Regions from separate parts of the Homo sapiens genome. Here region 2 is linked to region 1. The links are chromatin contacts, found by Hi-C in ENCODE. All regions are on one chromosome and are shown on one strand. The core of a region is the stretch at or near the end of the contact, and the rest is flanking DNA. Distances in the headings are between cores, read along the strand shown.

Region 1 (7,874 bases), core at 1,399-3,898:
CCTCCCGGGTTCAAGAGATTCTCCCGCCTCAGCCTCCTGACTAGCTGGGACTACAGGTGCGTACCAACACGCCCGGCTAATACTGTATTTTTAGTAGAGACGAGGTTTCACCATGTTGGCCAGGCTGGTCTCGAACTCCTGATCTCAGGTGATCCACCCGCCTCGGCCTCCCAAAGTGGTGGGATTACAGGTGTGAGCCACCATGCTCGGCCTGATTTTATTTTTTACAGCAAAGATTAGCCAACTGCAGCCTGCTTTTGTATGGCTAAACTAAAAGTCTTTTTCATATTTTTAGAAGGTTAAAAAATGTAAGAATATGGGACAGAGACAGAATGTGGCCCTTACAAAAAAGCCTGCAGGATGGCTTGTAACCTTGGCAAAAACAGATTCAGGGGAAAAAATGGGGACAAAAGCCAGACTGCAGGTTACTGTGGAACATAAAAATAATGAAGCACTAAAGCAGCTCTTTCATGACATCCAGCTATGAGACAAGAGCTTCGTGGGGACAAGAGCGGGGGAAGAAGTTTGCTGGTTGTACAGATGGAAGAGAGGTGAGCATTGCCCAACACAAACAGGAAGAAACAACAAGACAGAAGGATGAAAATACAGGAAAGGGAGGCTATGACTGAACGAGGCTCCCTTATAGGGAAGAAGGATACCAGATCCAGAACATAGACAAGAAAGGACACCTACTTTTGAGGTAACAGGAAGGCAGGAAAGGGTGGCTGCAGACAAACATCTAAGTCTGCAGCCATATAGGTGAGAAACATCCCAGTTATGGCTTCAGTTTTCTCCAAGTCATCTGCTGGTTGCAAGGCAGGAGTGGCAGGATCAGGGATTTAAGGAACAGGCTGAAGTCTCGAAATGTCTGTAGTGAAGGCAGTGTGTGCTGACTCAGTGTTTGCTCTACAGAATGCACAGCAGCCTCAAAGACCCAGTCAGTGTTAGAGACCACAAACCAGACTTGCATTCACGTGGCTGCCCACCACAAGCCACAAGCATTTTCCAGATAATGGAACATATCAACTCTGATGGACATTACAAATCCTGATGGACATTAGAAACTCTGATGGACACCTAAAATATCTTGTTGCTTTCTTGCCCTTTGAAAAGAACATATTTAGATAGTGGTTAAGCACAGGCATTGGAATCAGACCTGGGTTAGAACTCAAGCTTTGTCACTTACTAGCCATGTAACTTTTGCTGAAGGAATTAGAATATTAACCTCAGTGACCCATGGTAGAAAACAGGATATCACTATCTGCCTCAGTTATCATGAGGATTAAATTAAACCAGATTTATAAAATACAGTAGTCTAGTGAGTGGCAAGAGAAACGGCTCAGTAAATGATAACTACATCATCATCATTATTATGAGCAGCAGCAGTATTTTGCTACCTCAACATGACTGGTGCTGGCTTAGCTTAGTGGCAGAATGAAGCCCGGACAGATGTCAGGGCACTCCCACCTCCATACAACTTCCACTGTGTCACTAACCAAGTGACCCTGGCAGGATCCCCTGGATATCAAGTTTCCAGTCTGCAGAATGAGGGGACTGGACTGCACTACACAGTTCCCAAGGCTTTTCCCGTCTGCATCTAGGGCTAACAGTGCTCTGCACTGTGAAAATAGGAACTTTCAAGCAAGCACGTTCCTCGATGTACTACTTTGTGGTCAAAAAGACTTGAGTCTGAATCCTGTTCTTATTGAATGAAGATGAGTTCTTTAACACTTTTGAGACTCGGTTTCCTCATCTAGAAAAGAGTAAGCGAATCGCAACGAATGGTAGTGTGATGATTTAACACAGAGCACTCAGGGAGGAGCCGCTGGCTATCCCTCCTCTGCCGCACCTCCCAGGGTAAACGTGGGGACCAGCACCGCTCCCGGGCAGACCCGCGAGCGGCCCGCACGACGCCCGACCTGAGCCTTTGCTCAAAGCAGGGGGCCAGTCCTTATGTTTCTGAACACAAACAAATGGAGAACAAACTGGGACCTTATTAAAAAGGCAGGCTTTGGGGGTGTTACTGCATTGAAAAGCCCTATTTAGGCTTGGCCCTGAGAAATTTTTCTCTTGGGTCACGCATGTTCACGGTCCTCCCAGGCGAAGCCGCCCTGGGGACGAAAACCGATCACAGAGGCAAACTCAGGGGCGAATAAGGACCGCAGGACGCCAAGGAGGGGCGTGGAGCTGTGGGATCCGCGCGGCCCTTGGGTTGCCCTGCCTGCAGCGGGAATTTGTGTGCCTCCTCGCGGGCACTGAGCGGGGCGTCCCAGGGGGCGTTGGCTTCCACCCCCACCATTCCCCAGCCGGCCCCGCCGGTAACGGGCTTCGGCGACGGCACCCAAGCGGGTCCTCAGGAGCGGCCGCCGCGCCCGGGACGCCGCAGCCCCAGCCCAGGTGGGAGGTCGGAAATCGGCGCGGCCAGCTGGGCAGCGGCTCAGCGGGGCTGGGGGCGCGGGGTCAAGCCTGGCAGTCCGGCCCGGCGGAGGCGCGGCTGACAGGGCAGCCCCCCAGCCCGCCGGGCCTCACCTGGAAGTGCTCCTGAAAGCGAACAGGGAGGATCTGCGCCATGGCTGGTGCGGGACCTCGGCGGCGGCGGCGGCAGCGGCAGGAATGAACGCCGACCCCTCGCGCGGGCTGACCGGTGGCGACGGCGCAGGCGCAGTGCCCCGAGCTCCCGGTCCTGGCCCCCGCCCTCCTCCCTGACCGCGCCCCGGCCCGCACCCCCTTTCCCCGCCCCTTCCCCCGCCCCTGCCCCGCCCCTGCCCCGCCTCTGCCCCGCCCCTGCCCCCGCCCCTGCCCCCGCCCCTGCCCCCGCCTCTGCCCCGTCCCGCCTGCGCGGATCCCTCCGCCCGCTCCGAGGGTCCGCGGAAAGTAGTCCCGCGCGCCCTCTGCCCTGACGCGGTGTGTGCCAGCTACCCGAGTGAAAGGTTTTCGGGGGATTAATCCTGATGGGGTCTGCGGCGGCCCTTGCCCAGCGCCTTCCACATGTGGAGCGGGCCAGTGGTGCTAGTTCTGCCGCCAACTCTGGACGGTTGAGTTCAGGGCCACTTTTTACTCAGGCACGGATGTGACAGAAAGATGGAAAAGGGTCTTGGAAGAACCACATGTGCCGTATAACGAACGACCTTTTGGTCTGAGGAGGACCGTGTATATGACGGTGGTCCCATAACATGATAACGGAGCTGGAAACTTCCTGTCCTCTGGTGAGGGCTTAGCTAAGGACATTTCCTCTCCTGTATTTGGAGATACACGTACAGGTATGTCATTACCGTGCCAGGGGAATAACGCACCTCACACGCGGTGCGGGTTTGCGGCCTAGCAGCAGCGGACCGCATCAGCTGCCTAGTTGTGTAGTGGCTGTGCCATCTGAGTTTGTGTAAGTTACCTTGTGATGATCCCACAACCGAGACGCATGTCTCAGAATGCATGGATGCATGGGACGCGTGACTGTACGTGTTACAGACGTGTTTCGGCGTGAGGCTCGGCCCCTGCTCCTTTAGGAAACACCTTTCCTGGCTCATGCGGTTTCTAGAGAACACTGTGTCGGAATATCAATGTAGAGAGTCAGCGAAGGTCATCTAGCAGCAGATGACCAGCCCCAGGCCAGTGAGGATCACCCAGAGTGCCCGTGGCTGCACGACAGTAGTAGCAGGTGGAAGCTGGAGCCCACACCTGGTTTGCCCAGCAGCCAGTTGTTTTTCCGAGGCACCGTTGGCTGATGTTTTGCATACAGATGATTCAGCTGCATAAAAGATGTCTGTCAGGAAAGGGAAGCCCTTGGCATTCAGCACAGGCACTCCCTACGGGGTAATCGATAGCCGTCTCTGCTGCTTCCCATGTTGCTCACTGGTAATTTTAAGAAATGAACGGCCCACCTTGAATAAGACAAGGATGGTGCAATTATTTGCGCAATGGCTTGACCATCTAGTAGCCAAAAATATGTTAAGGAATAGAACAGACTGTTCACTTTCAAATTAAATCTCTTTTCCAGTATTAGCCAAGACCTCTGCAGCCCGCCCTTTCTAAAATCCATGTGGCCTCATCCGCTAAATATAGAGCTGGGTTTTGCTGTGGTTAGTACTACATTTCCCAAATCTCTTTATTTTGGCAATGATGCCTGTGACTCCAAGTACCCTTTACCCCAAACATTATATAAATTTTTTAGTAATTAATACCATCACTCCCTAAATCACCTTCCCCAGGGCTTTTTGGGGATTAAAACTAAAATTTTATACCCTAAAAGAAAGAATTTAAGAAAATCATAGTTAAGCAAAGTGACAGGATTGTTAATACGTCGGGACCTCAAGTGGGGATTAAGTTTCAACATTAATTTTAGAGGAGACACAAATCTTTCTGTCTCTTCAAACCATAGAAGAGACAGAAAGCACAACAGTTATTTGAATAGACAGAAGTGAATATAAGTGATAGTTGTAGTTAACAGGAAATAAAGTTGTTAATATACTTGTAAAAAAATTAAATGTTCTGACTTGAAAGGGACTTTAATATTCTCACCACTTGTAGGTAACTTGCTAAGTAACCCTAAAAAAACCTTTCAATTCTTTTTTTTTTTTTTTTTTTTTTGAGACAAGAGTCTCGCTCTGTCGCCCAGGCTGGTGTGCAGTGGCACGATCTCTGCTCACTGCAACCTCTGCCTCTCAGGTTCCAGCCATTCTCCTGCCTCAGCCTCCCAAGTAGCTGGGACTACAGGCGCACGCCACCGCACCTGGCTAATTTTTCATTTTTAGTAGAGACAGGGTCTCACCATGTTGACCAGGCTGGTCTCAAACTCCTGGCCTCAGGTGATCCATCCACCTCGGCCTTCCAAAGTGCTGGGATTACAGGTGTGAGCCACCGCGCCTGGCCCGGGATTAAGTTTCAACATTAATTTTGAAGGGGACACAAACCTTCAAACCACAGAAGAGAGAGAAAGTGCATCAGTTATTTAAACAAAGGGAACTGAATATAAACAATAGTTAACAGGAAGTAAATTTAAAATAATAAAAAGAAAATCCCAAGATATGGAGTTACAAACATAGGACACAGCTACCACCCCTAGAGCTCAAAGATGAAAGAGAAGCTGGAATTATTACAGCTTAAAGGAAGGGCTTGCAGAGCTGGAATTCAGATCTCTGAGGAGGTGTGTTGACCAGCTGGGGCTGGGGTCATTGAGCCCAGAGGAGAGATCCCATGGGGATGGGACTCAGACCTCTGAGGAGGGTCCCTACGGGACTTAGACACACACTATGGATGAGGGGTGGCTGTGGAGCTGGGAGTAAGCCCTCTAAAGAGGGCACTGGGAGACTCTCACCCAGATCTCTAAGGAGAAGGCATACTGAGGCTGGTTCTGCAAGTCTTGGAAAAACTTAAACTGGATTCAGCTTCTGTGGGAAGAATGTGCTGCTGCCTTGTTGAAGAAGCCTAGCTGGGGTGATGCTCACAGGAAGTGGCCCTGTGGTCTCCCTCTATCAACCTATCAGCTTAGTCTAATAGGGAATATTAGATCAGATCTTCTTTATTTGCCAATGAGAAATATGTTTTTTAGAGTCTCAGCCCTGGCATCAGAAGCAGTGTCTAGAGGTGGGAAGGGAGAATAGAGCTGAAAGACATTATTTAATAACTGGTACAAGAAACGACATGTTATAGCTAAATTCCAATTCCCATGGGACTTTCCTATAGGTGGAATTGAAAAGTCTGTGGAGGCGTATAATCGCAGCGCTTTGGGAGGCTGAGGTAGGAGGATTGCTTGAGCCCAGGAGTTCAAGACCAGCCTGGTCAACCCCATCTCTTCAAAAAAATTTAAAAATTAACAGGGCATGGTGATGCATGTCTATAGGCCTAGTTGGGAGGCTGCAACAGGAGGATCACTTGAGCCCATGAGCTCAAGGTTACAGTAAGCTATGATCGTACCACTATACTCCAGCCTGGGCAACAGAGAAAGACCCTGTCTTTAAAAAAGAAAAAGTCACTGGAGGACTTTAGTTTTCAGACAGCTTCAGAGAACTAAAAAGGCAGTGAATAATTATGAGGCCAATATCAGAGAGAAAGGACATGAGAGAGGTGAGTGGTTTATGGCTGCTTTTTCTTGAAAGGCATCTGCCAATTCCAGATGAATGTTTGAGACACTAGGACTCTGAGCAGCACTTTTAACACTCTCATTGCCCTAGGACGACAAAATTTGGAGGCTTGGTACCACCAAGGAGGTATCCCACTGTACTGTTTTGGGACCACAAGTTGTTTGGGACTCCATTCAAATCATGTCAGTCCTTGCCAGCAGCAAATGTAAATCTTCCCTGGGAATGATAACCTCATCCATGGTCTCAAATTACTTCTACAATTGTTCATATGCAGTGTTCAACACTGAATCAAAAATAAGTAGGCATCCAAGGAGAAAAGACAAAATGGTTGCAAAAAACAAGAGCAAGCCTGGACAACATAGTGACACCCTGTTTCTAAAAAACTAATAATAATAATAATTAGCTGAGCATGCACCTCCAGAGTCTGAGGCAGGAGGATGGCTTGAGCCCAGGAGGTCAAGGCTGCAGTGAGCCAAGATCACACTGCTGCACTCTAGCCTCGGTGATAGAATGAGGCCCTGTATCTGAAACAAAAACAAGAACAGTAACAGACAAGTGAGCTCTAGGGGATCAAAAAATGGAGTTTTCACAAAGACTTTTAAATAATTATGCTTAATATGGTTAAGAGGATAAAAGACAAGGTTAAGAATTTTATCACAAGCCTGTAAATTATAAAGAACCAAATGGAAATTCTAGAACTGAAATTGTGAAAATTCACCAGATAGTGTTAGCATATTACACACCTCTGAAAAGAGAAAGCTAGTGATGGTAGAGTTAAGTCAGAAGAGTATATCTAAATTAAAGCACAGAGATAAAAGGACAGAAAATAAAGCATATGAATAAATTAGATATAGAGGATACATGTAGAGGTCTAACATACAGGTAACTGAAGTCCTAGAAGTATAGAGAAAGAGACAGAAGCAATATCTAAAGAGATAATGGCTTAGGGTTTGAAAATTAATGAAGGATATCAATCTTCAGTTTCCAGAAACATTACAGATTTTAATTGGAATGTGTAAATTAAGGCAAAATACACTTAGGCATATCATAATGAAATAGCTCAAAACTAGGGAAAAAAAACTTAAAAGAAGCCAGAGGGAAAACAATGGATTACTTTCTAGGGAGAGATAATTAAGCTTAACTACTGACTTCTCAAACAATGAAGCAGAATAATCGTATCTTCAAAGTGGTCAAATAAAATAATGAGGTTGAAACTGGAAAAGTTCCCTTGTCCCCCTTGCAGGGCATGCGATGGGGGTGTAGCGCGCTTCTTCAGTGCCCCACTGCTCAAACCTCGAGGGGAGCGTATGGACGGACAGGCTGTAGGGCTCCAACCCCACAACAGTGTCTAGGAGTGAATATTTACAGCTCCTGAAGCCCCAGTGGGCGTGTGTTACAGGGTGATCTTTTAGTTTTGCCGTCTATAGGCGACTTGTGTTAACCAGCTCAATTAGTGCCTCTACTTGTCGCATGGACAGAGGGCTTTCTGTATCCCGGGTTCTCGCCTTGGTGTACCAGAAGAATCAGATCACATCTGAGCTTGGAGAATGGGTGCAAGGTTTTATTGAGTGGAAGTAGCTCTTAGCAGAAGCTGAAAGGGAAGTCAGAAGGGGATGGAGTGGGAAGGATTTTCCCTGGAATTGCACTGCTCACCAGCCCTGGGCTCTCCTCCAACTGCCCCAGCCAAACTCCACGTTGTTCAGCTTCACCAGCATGCTGGTTCCTGTCAGTGCCTTCCTCTGGATGTCCAGCTACCTGTGTGTCGCTCCCCTCCCCTCAACGTCCAGCCACCTGTGT
Region 2 (7,874 bases), core at 2,354-4,853, 260 kb before region 1:
GTCTGAGCAGAGGGCCAGGGGCCGTGACCCACATGGCCCCTCCAGGAGCAGCTCCAAGATGAGCCTTCCTGTCCCCACCAGTGTGTCCGGGACCTCAGGGTGGATCAGCCGCACCTGCCGGCTGCTCCTGTTCCTTGCTCTTCCTGGGGCTCCCCACCACCTTTGGGAGGCAGCTCCAAGACCCTGCTGCCTCCCTTGCTTACCCTCAGGCCCCTGCTGGGTGTGCCCCCTCCCCACACAGACCCCTGAGCCAGCTTCGAGGACTCTGCCTGCATCTCCACGTCCACTCTGATGACTGTGAAGCTACAGTCACACTCTCCGCCTCCACCCCCGCCCTGCCGGGTCCCTGCAGCAGCTCTCAGAGGCCCCCACAGCCCCTCCCACACACAGAGCTCGCCTGGCCCTGCCGTCTGAGCGCTCCCCTGGCTCCCAACCGCCCTTGGGCTCTGGGACATAAAACCTCCAGCCAAGGTGGCTGCCAAGTTTTATTTAATAGCCATAGAGCACAAAAGGGATGACAATTAAGTCACACGGAGAGACTGCCCCATCGGGACCCCTGGCCAAGCTAAGCAGAGGAGCCCTGGGGTTTCCTCTGACCCCCCACTGTGAATGCATTACTGACGGGCAAGGTGGCCAGTTGCCCACCCAGCCTGCACGTCTGCATGCACAGAGCTACAGCCTGGGCCCAGGGACAGCCCCGGGAGCCGGTGGCTTCCCACAGGCACAGCCAGCCTCCCCACCCCCACCATGCCTGGCCCCCGGCCCAGGGCACACTGAGGGGAACAGGAGGGGAAGGAGCAGGCCCTGCACTGGAGCCTCAGTCAGCTCCTCTGTGCCAGGGGCAGCTGGAGCTGGCTGAATTTGAGGAACTTCCCGGAGGAACTGGAGAGCAGACCTGTGTGCGCGCCCCGCTCTGCCACGTTCCCTGAGGGACACACTGCTTTGACCAGCCCCCACCCCATCTCCTCTCCGCCAGTCCCCGGTGTCCACCCCAGCCCCGCTACCGATGAAGCTCAAGCCAGGGTCCCCATCACCTGCTTCACGGCCATCCCTGCACTTGAGCTCAGGGGCTCAGGGTTGTGCTGACACGCCTGCCTGTCCACCCCTCACCGACACCTCTGCAGTCCTCCTCAGGGCCCAACAGGACCCCCAGGACCCCGCTCCCATTCTGCCCTTGCTCCTGCCAACCTGTCTTCTCTATGCCCATGACTTTGGAACCCTCTGCCACAAGTGCCAGCCCCCACATCTGTAGCCCCTGCAGGAACAAGCCCTAATCTGGACTCATTGCAATGGCTCAGCTTCTCTTCCAACCTGTCCATAAACCTCCAGGCAGAGATCACAAAACTAACAGCTCTTTCTGCAAATCTGGACTCTCTCCTGCACCTTCTTCACCGTCCAGGCCTCCCTGTCATCCGTCCTGGGGACCTCAGAGATCTCTTCATTTCACAGGTGAAGACTTGGCTCAGAGAGGGCAGAGCCCCTGGGTCACACAGCCCGTCTCCAGTAGGGCTGGGGAAAAGAACCCAGGGCGCTCTTGTTGGCAGTGTTTTAATGACTGGGGGGAGGGAGAGAATGGCTAATGAGGCTCTAGGGATCAGCACAGCCAGCTGCTGGAGGTCCCAGAGGACGGGTGACTCAGCAGGAATGGGGGAGTCTGAGGGGTTGACAGAGTGCCCAATTCTCACCTCCTCCTGCACCTTCCAGAGAGACGGGCTGCAGGGAGTGATTGAGTGGATGAACATGACTAGAGGGACCCAGTCTTCTCCTCAGCAGCTGCTTGAGGACAGTATTAGCGGTCCCCTCAATCCCCCCCCCAACACATGCACACATGCACTGACCTGCAGGGGCCAGATCCCGGTGGACCCGGGGACACAGCTTCCAGGGGCTGTCTTGCCATGTCCCTTCCCAGATCTGCCTGGATTCATGCCAGGCCACCCTCCACAATTTGCTGAGGGAGGCCCCAGAGTCCAGGGCACCCAGAGTGCTAACTAGCCCCTGGGGGTACAGGGAGAACAGCATGCTGTGTGGGGGATACTACTCTCTGCCCATACCTAGGGCCCTGTGGCGGCCACAGGCAGCACTGCTTATGCAGAGGCACTGGGGTGAGAAGGAGTAGGGTGCAGTAGTGAGGGCTCCACAGAGGGTGGAAGGGCTGCAGGGGAAGGCAGACCAGCAGGGATGCCATGAGGGCCTCAGATGCCAGGCTGCAGAGGTGGACGGGCTGGCCAGCTCCTCTCCCCAGCCTCCTACTGTAAAATGGGAGAGGATCCCAGCCCTGCTGATTCATCCACTCACTCCATGGCAAGACAGCCACTGACAGCTCTGTCCTGGGGCCCACCCGGGCCTGGCCTCTGTGCAGGCTAGCACTCAGTATGCTTAGTGCCACACTCGGCCCAGGAGAAATGACCCAGCCCTGGGCTCAGAGACCCCACAGTGGGTGGATGGAAAACAGTCATTTAAATACAACTGTGAAGGGTGCTGTGGAGGAGGGGCTCGAGGTCCCCAGTGTGGGATGGGGTGGTCATGGAACGTTTCCCTATCTAAGTGGGAAAAGTGAGAGCCACCAGGAAAATGGCGGGGGTGGGGGGGGAGAGGAATTATGCAAAGACCCAGAAGGATGAAGAAGACTGTTGGATTAGAGGAGGTTAAAGACACAGACAGGCTTGGACATGGTGGCTCATGCCTGTAATCCCAGCACTTTGGGAGGCCAAGACAGGAGGATCACTTGAGGCCAGGAGTTCAAGACCAACCTGGGAAACACAGTGAGACCCTATCTCTACAAAAAAAAAAAAAATTAAAAAAAATTAGCCGGGCATGGTGGTGCACAGTTGTAGTCCCATCTACTCAGGAGACTGAGGTGGGAGGATCGCTTGAGCCCAGGAGGTGGAGGCTGCAGTGAGCTATGATTGCACCACTGCACTCCAGCCTGGGCAACACAGCAAGATCCTGTTTGTAAAAACAAAACAAAACAAAACAAAAAACCCAGCTTGAGATGGCCAGGGATTTCCAGAGGCCCTAGGCAGACCGCCTTGGAGAGTAAGGGAGACCCTGAAGAGCTCCCATGGAAGGGCCAGCAGCCTGGGGCTGGAGATGCCACCTGGATGGATTCCTCCAGCTGTGTGGACTAGGGGACAGGGTGAGGAGATAATGGCCTGGACTACATGGAAGGACGTCGCCCTGAGCCATTGAAAAGGGCTGTGGGGTCCATGACCACTCCTGGCTTTCCCTTGACTATGATGGAGACAGTAGCTTCCAGTGTAAAATGTGAGCTCAGTTCCTGACTCGTGTCTAGCGGGTGGTGCCTGGTCTTTGGCTGGCGATGCTCCATGTCACCTATGCCCAGAAACTGGGCCATGCCCTTTGTGAGGACCTGCCCACAACGTCGTCGTTCCCGCAGGGTCCCCTGGGAACCGGGCTGCCCGAGACCCGGCCCTGCCGGGGTTCCCTGCGCCCCAGACCGGAACCCCCAGGGCTTTGGTCGTTCCCACAGCCGTCCCGCGGGCCCCCTCCACGGTGCGTCGCCTGGGCCCCAGCGGTCGCTAGGCTGCAGCCTGGGGCTCCCGGCCATCCCGGGCGCTGGCGGCGGTGGAGGCAGCAGGGCGGATGGCGGAGCCCGGCCGCCCGTGGGCCCAGGCGCGTAGTGCGTACAGAGCCAGCGAGGTGCTGCGGCGCGGCACGGGCCGCCGGCGGGATCCGGGGCCGCAATCCAATGGGCCGGGCCAGGAAGACGCCCGAGCCCCGGGCCGGATGGCTCGCCTGCGCGGCCAGCTCCGGGCCGAAGCGGCTTCGCGGTCCGAGGTGCCGCGGCTGCTGAAGCTGGTGGAGCGTGCGGGGGCCGGGGCGGCCGGGCGCGGGCGAGAGGACCGGCGCGCACAGCCGCGGGCTCCGTGTGCTCGGTATGCGGGGAGCCCCGCGGCGGGGCCACCTACCCGGCGGGGGTCCTGGAGGTGAGCGAGCGGCGGCTGCAGGAGGGCCTGGCGGCAGTGCGCGAGGAGCTGGGCGCCGGGATTGAGGCGCTGCGCGCGGAGCTTCGAGCGGAGCTGGATGCCCTGCGCGCGCTGCTGCCGCCGCCGCCGTCCCCGCCTGCCCGCCGCGAGCCCCGCGCCGTCCCCCGCGCCGCGCCCCGCGGCCCGACCCTGCCGCGGACGCTCGGCACCGTGAGCGCCCTGGTCGCCGCCTCCAGGCCCGCAGACGACGCCCCGGACGGCCCAGCAGAATGCGGAGCGCACCGAGCCCCGGCCAGGAAGAACCACAAGAAGATGCCAGTGCCGCCTGGGGCCCCGCAAGGTGGCGGGGACTGAGGGCGGCCGCACAAGGGCAGCCTAGGCGAGGTGCGGAAGGCGTCGCGCTGGCTACTCTGGTACCCCCAGGACGGGGCAAGTGAGCAGATCGGTCCCCCTCGTGGAGCGTGGCTCTGAGTCAAAAGGGTGCCCGGGTGCCGCCAGTTAGGGCTCCGGTACTGGAAGGAGGGGGTGGGCCACGTGCGTCTAGGGAGTGCAGCTGGCAGCCGGGGTCCTTGCCAGAGACTGAGTCCGGCTAGAGAACAGGGTGGAGCCCCTTTGGACCTTAGAGCTGGGCCTTTGGGCCTTGGGTCTGGGTGGGCCTTTGGGCCTTGGGTCTGGGTCAGCCTTTGGGCCAGGGCTGGGTCAGCCTCCAGGGAACAGCCGAGACTCCTCTTCCTTGGGGTGACTGCAGGTTCTTTTTCTTGCAAGGTCTCAGTGAGGAGGCAGGGTCTCCACGCACTGGAATAGTGTCAAACCACACACAAGAGCACAGAACCCAGGGACACAGGGCGGCTGAGACACTCAGCTGGTGATGGTCCTCAGGATGGTGTCAACCAGTATGTAATCACATTCCACAGGGCACCAACTGGACAGAGGCCTCCGGTCAGCCTCACTCTGACTGCAACCCCCTCTCACTGGACAGCATCACCTGGACACAGAGCCTCACCTAGTCTGTGTCCCATGGACACAACTTTGCTTTGGACAGTGACACCAAGAATACTCACCCCTTTACTTAGCCAGACCACAGGCAGCCACCTGGACACAAACATCTCTCCAGAGTCAGCCTCCACACAGACTCCACAGCAGAACTCCCAGGGAGGCACTGGGGCATGGCTTCAGAGCACCAGGCAGCGCTCCGCGGTGCCTAGCACCCGCTCAGCCAGGGCAGCCTGCAGCGGAGCTTGGAGCCAGCAGCTTCTCATCTCTTGGCCTCGGGAAATGTAGCTGGAGTCATCATTTAGCAGAGCACGGTGTCCCTGGGTTGGCCACCCAGCTTAGTTTTAAAATAAAATAATGTAATCTTGGCCTAATGGTGGAATTTCTGACTGCTAGATGTTCTCCTTCCATCTGACCAGGGGATTCAGACACAATGTATAGGATGAGGGTGGGGGCCCTTCTCCCTCTGAGAGGAACCTGGAGAGGCCCGGGTTCTGCTGAGGTAGGAGAGGGTCACTCAGAGGGCTCCCACGGAACAGACAGGCACACTGAGGCCTCAGTGGGATTAGGGCAGGAAATGCCCCTCTTGCAATGGGGGACCACGCCGGGTCACGCACCCACCCCCTCCAGGCTACATTAGGCTAAGGTCACTCTGTGCATTATTTCATTATTTCACATGGAGGGTCGCCCACGGTTGACAGAACCACAGGCTGAGCCCCAGGCCCATCAGAGCGCAGTGCACAACTGCTAGGGTGGGGGAAGAGCAGGGGGCTGCTGCGGGGACCGAGGCTCTCGGAGAGGCCAAGACTGCGTGCCCCTTAAGAGGCTGCTGTGGGCCGGGCACGGTGGCTCAAGCCTGTAATCCCAGCACTTTGGGAGTCCGAGGCAGGCGGATCAGGAGGTCAGGAGATCGAGACCATCCTGGCCAACACGGTGAAACCCCGTCTCTACTAAAAATACAAAAAATTAGCCGGGCCTGGTGGCGGGCACCTGTAGTCCCAGCTATTCAGGAGGCTGCGGCAGGAGAATGGCATGAACCTGGGAGGCAGAGCTTGCAGTGAGCTGAGATTCCACCACTGCACTCCAGCCTGGGCGACAGAGTGAGCCTCCGTCTCAAAAAAAAAAAAAAAAAAAAGAGGCTGCTGGGGGCGGAAGTTACCCGTGAGCGGTATGGGGTGAAAGTGGGAGGGTCCAGCCTGGGGCAGGGTGTAGAACAGGGTCATCTGAGGGTGCAGGGCAAAGAGATCAAAACGGGGTGGGAGAGGGGCAGCGCCTGCGGGAGGAGCCAGGCAAGGCCCGGGGAGGGGTGTGGGGGGCGAGGGGGGACGGTGGCTCCACCTGCACCCACCGGATGGGTATGGGGTCCTCGAAGACGGTCCAGAGCACCGTGGGCTCGCAGTCAGGCGGGGTCAGCGACCCAGCGAAGCGACAGTAGCTCGAGGTGTTGGGCCGCATCGACGCCAGCGGGAAGGTGGACATCAGATTCACTGAGAGCCCCGGGCGGCAGAGGGAGGGGGATTGGAACCAGCCTCCCTGTGCCCTGCTGGTGCCATCCCCAGCAAACCCCCCGCCCCTGAGCCGGAAAACGACCCGGTGGCTCCTCACCTGGCTCAGGCACCTTCCTCAAGCCCGACACTATGGCGCAGAAGTTGGTGTTGCTACAGTCCTGCTCCTGGGAGGGGCTCCAAGTGCGAGGGGTTCTGAGTGAGGGAGTCTCTGAAGAGGGAACTCAGCTGGGGTACTCTAAGCAGGAGGCTCCCAGTGGCAGGAGGCATCTGGCATCTGGGAAATGGGGTGGAGGGTTCTCGCCGCCACTGGCCCTGCCGATTCAGGCATTCCCACCGCCCCATCCTCCCACAGATCCTATAGACCCTAGAGATCCCCCCACGGACTCCACAGGCCTGGCCTGTCCACTTCCAGGATCCCCATGGACCCCTTTTTTGGAAACATACATAGAATCACAGCCCTGCCTTCACCGCCAGCAGCACCTCCAGCAGCAGGGCCTGCACTCGAGCCCATCACCGTGGCGTGGTGCCTCCTCCATGCTCTGGTACTTTGTGTTACTGTGGACCACGTGCATCTGGGGGGAGGCACAGATGTGGGAGATACCCAGCTGCCCTCACCTTGCTCTCTCTCACCTCCGTGGGAGCACTCCGGCCACCCCACCTTGTTCCCGAGTCTACCTCCATAGCCTGGCGCTGCCTGTCCAGGCTGTGCTCCGAGTCTGCTCGCCTCGGGCCCCCCCACCGCCGGCAGTTGAAGTGCAGCTGCAGTGCGCGGTAGACAGGCAACAGCAGCCCAGCCTCCCAAATCTCCAGGTGGTTCTGAGGATCAGTGTCCATTCAGAGTAGCAATGAAGGGGAGGAGGCACACGACACCCTCTCTACCTCACCACCTGTCCATCTTGTGCCATTAGGGCACAGGGTATGAGCAGAGGCCCTTCCTCAGGCCAGGTTTCTCCCCAGTGCGGCCCCATTGCCTCCATGGAATGGAACCCATGGTGTCCATGGCTCCTGCTGGTCAGCAGAGCAGAGCTCCACAGACTGCAGGGGAAACCCTTCCCCCCCCCACACCCAGCATGGCATGGAAGAGGGCAGAGGGCAGCCCTCCTGGTGTGGGGCTCTAAGCCCAGCTGTGTGTGGTCAGGGATCCTGGCCCTGCCAGAGACCCTGACTCCTGGTCCTCAGGGGCCATGGCTGGTTGTGATTTGTAAGGTGGGACCTGGCACCTACACAGAGGGTGCATCTGGACTGCTGTGTGAGGATGCTCCTTTCCTCTGAAGCTAGCCCCTGTGGAGGGTTTTTGGCCCTGTAGGTTGTCTCAGCTCCCGTGTGTAGGGGGTCCTGGTCCCTGTGTACACGCAGGAGCTCTCATGCCCTGTGTGGGGCTCCTGCCTCTGCCTAGGAGGGGTCCTGACCACAGGGTGCTGACTTG

The links. Hi-C counts contacts between places; a loop is a spot of excess contacts on that map. Pooled maps may share reads with other maps.
Region 2: a loop to region 1 is called in a map of K562, with 3 times the contacts of the local background. The contact joins the promoter of FAM246C here to the promoter of CLTCL1 in region 1. A Hi-C loop is called at or near these places in 1 of 168 maps with a recorded cell type or tissue (K562) and 1 of 50 pooled maps.

What each region holds. Positions count from the first base shown.
Region 1 is chr22:19,289,071-19,296,944 of GRCh38, forward strand. It overlaps CLTCL1 (clathrin heavy chain like 1), which reads right to left and starts at 2,649. Exons shown (of 33, transcript NM_007098.4): 1 at 2,530-2,649. The coding sequence starts at 2,571. LOC105372859 (a long non-coding RNA gene) reads left to right here and starts at 2,877. Exons shown (of 6, transcript XR_938002.3): 1 at 2,877-3,260. RefSeq lists enhancers at 1,838-2,351, 7,486-7,874 and silencers at 2,462-2,646, 2,528-2,767.
Region 2 is chr22:19,025,921-19,033,794 of GRCh38, forward strand. It overlaps FAM246C (family with sequence similarity 246 member C (gene/pseudogene)), which reads left to right and starts at 3,604. Exons shown (of 3, transcript NM_001396027.1): 1 at 3,604-3,844; 2 at 3,846-3,880; 3 at 3,882-4,301. The coding sequence starts at 3,604. The coding sequence ends at 4,301. It overlaps DGCR5 (DiGeorge syndrome critical region gene 5), which reads left to right. Exons shown (of 6, transcript NR_110533.2): 6 at 4,862-5,322. It also overlaps the pseudogene CA15P1.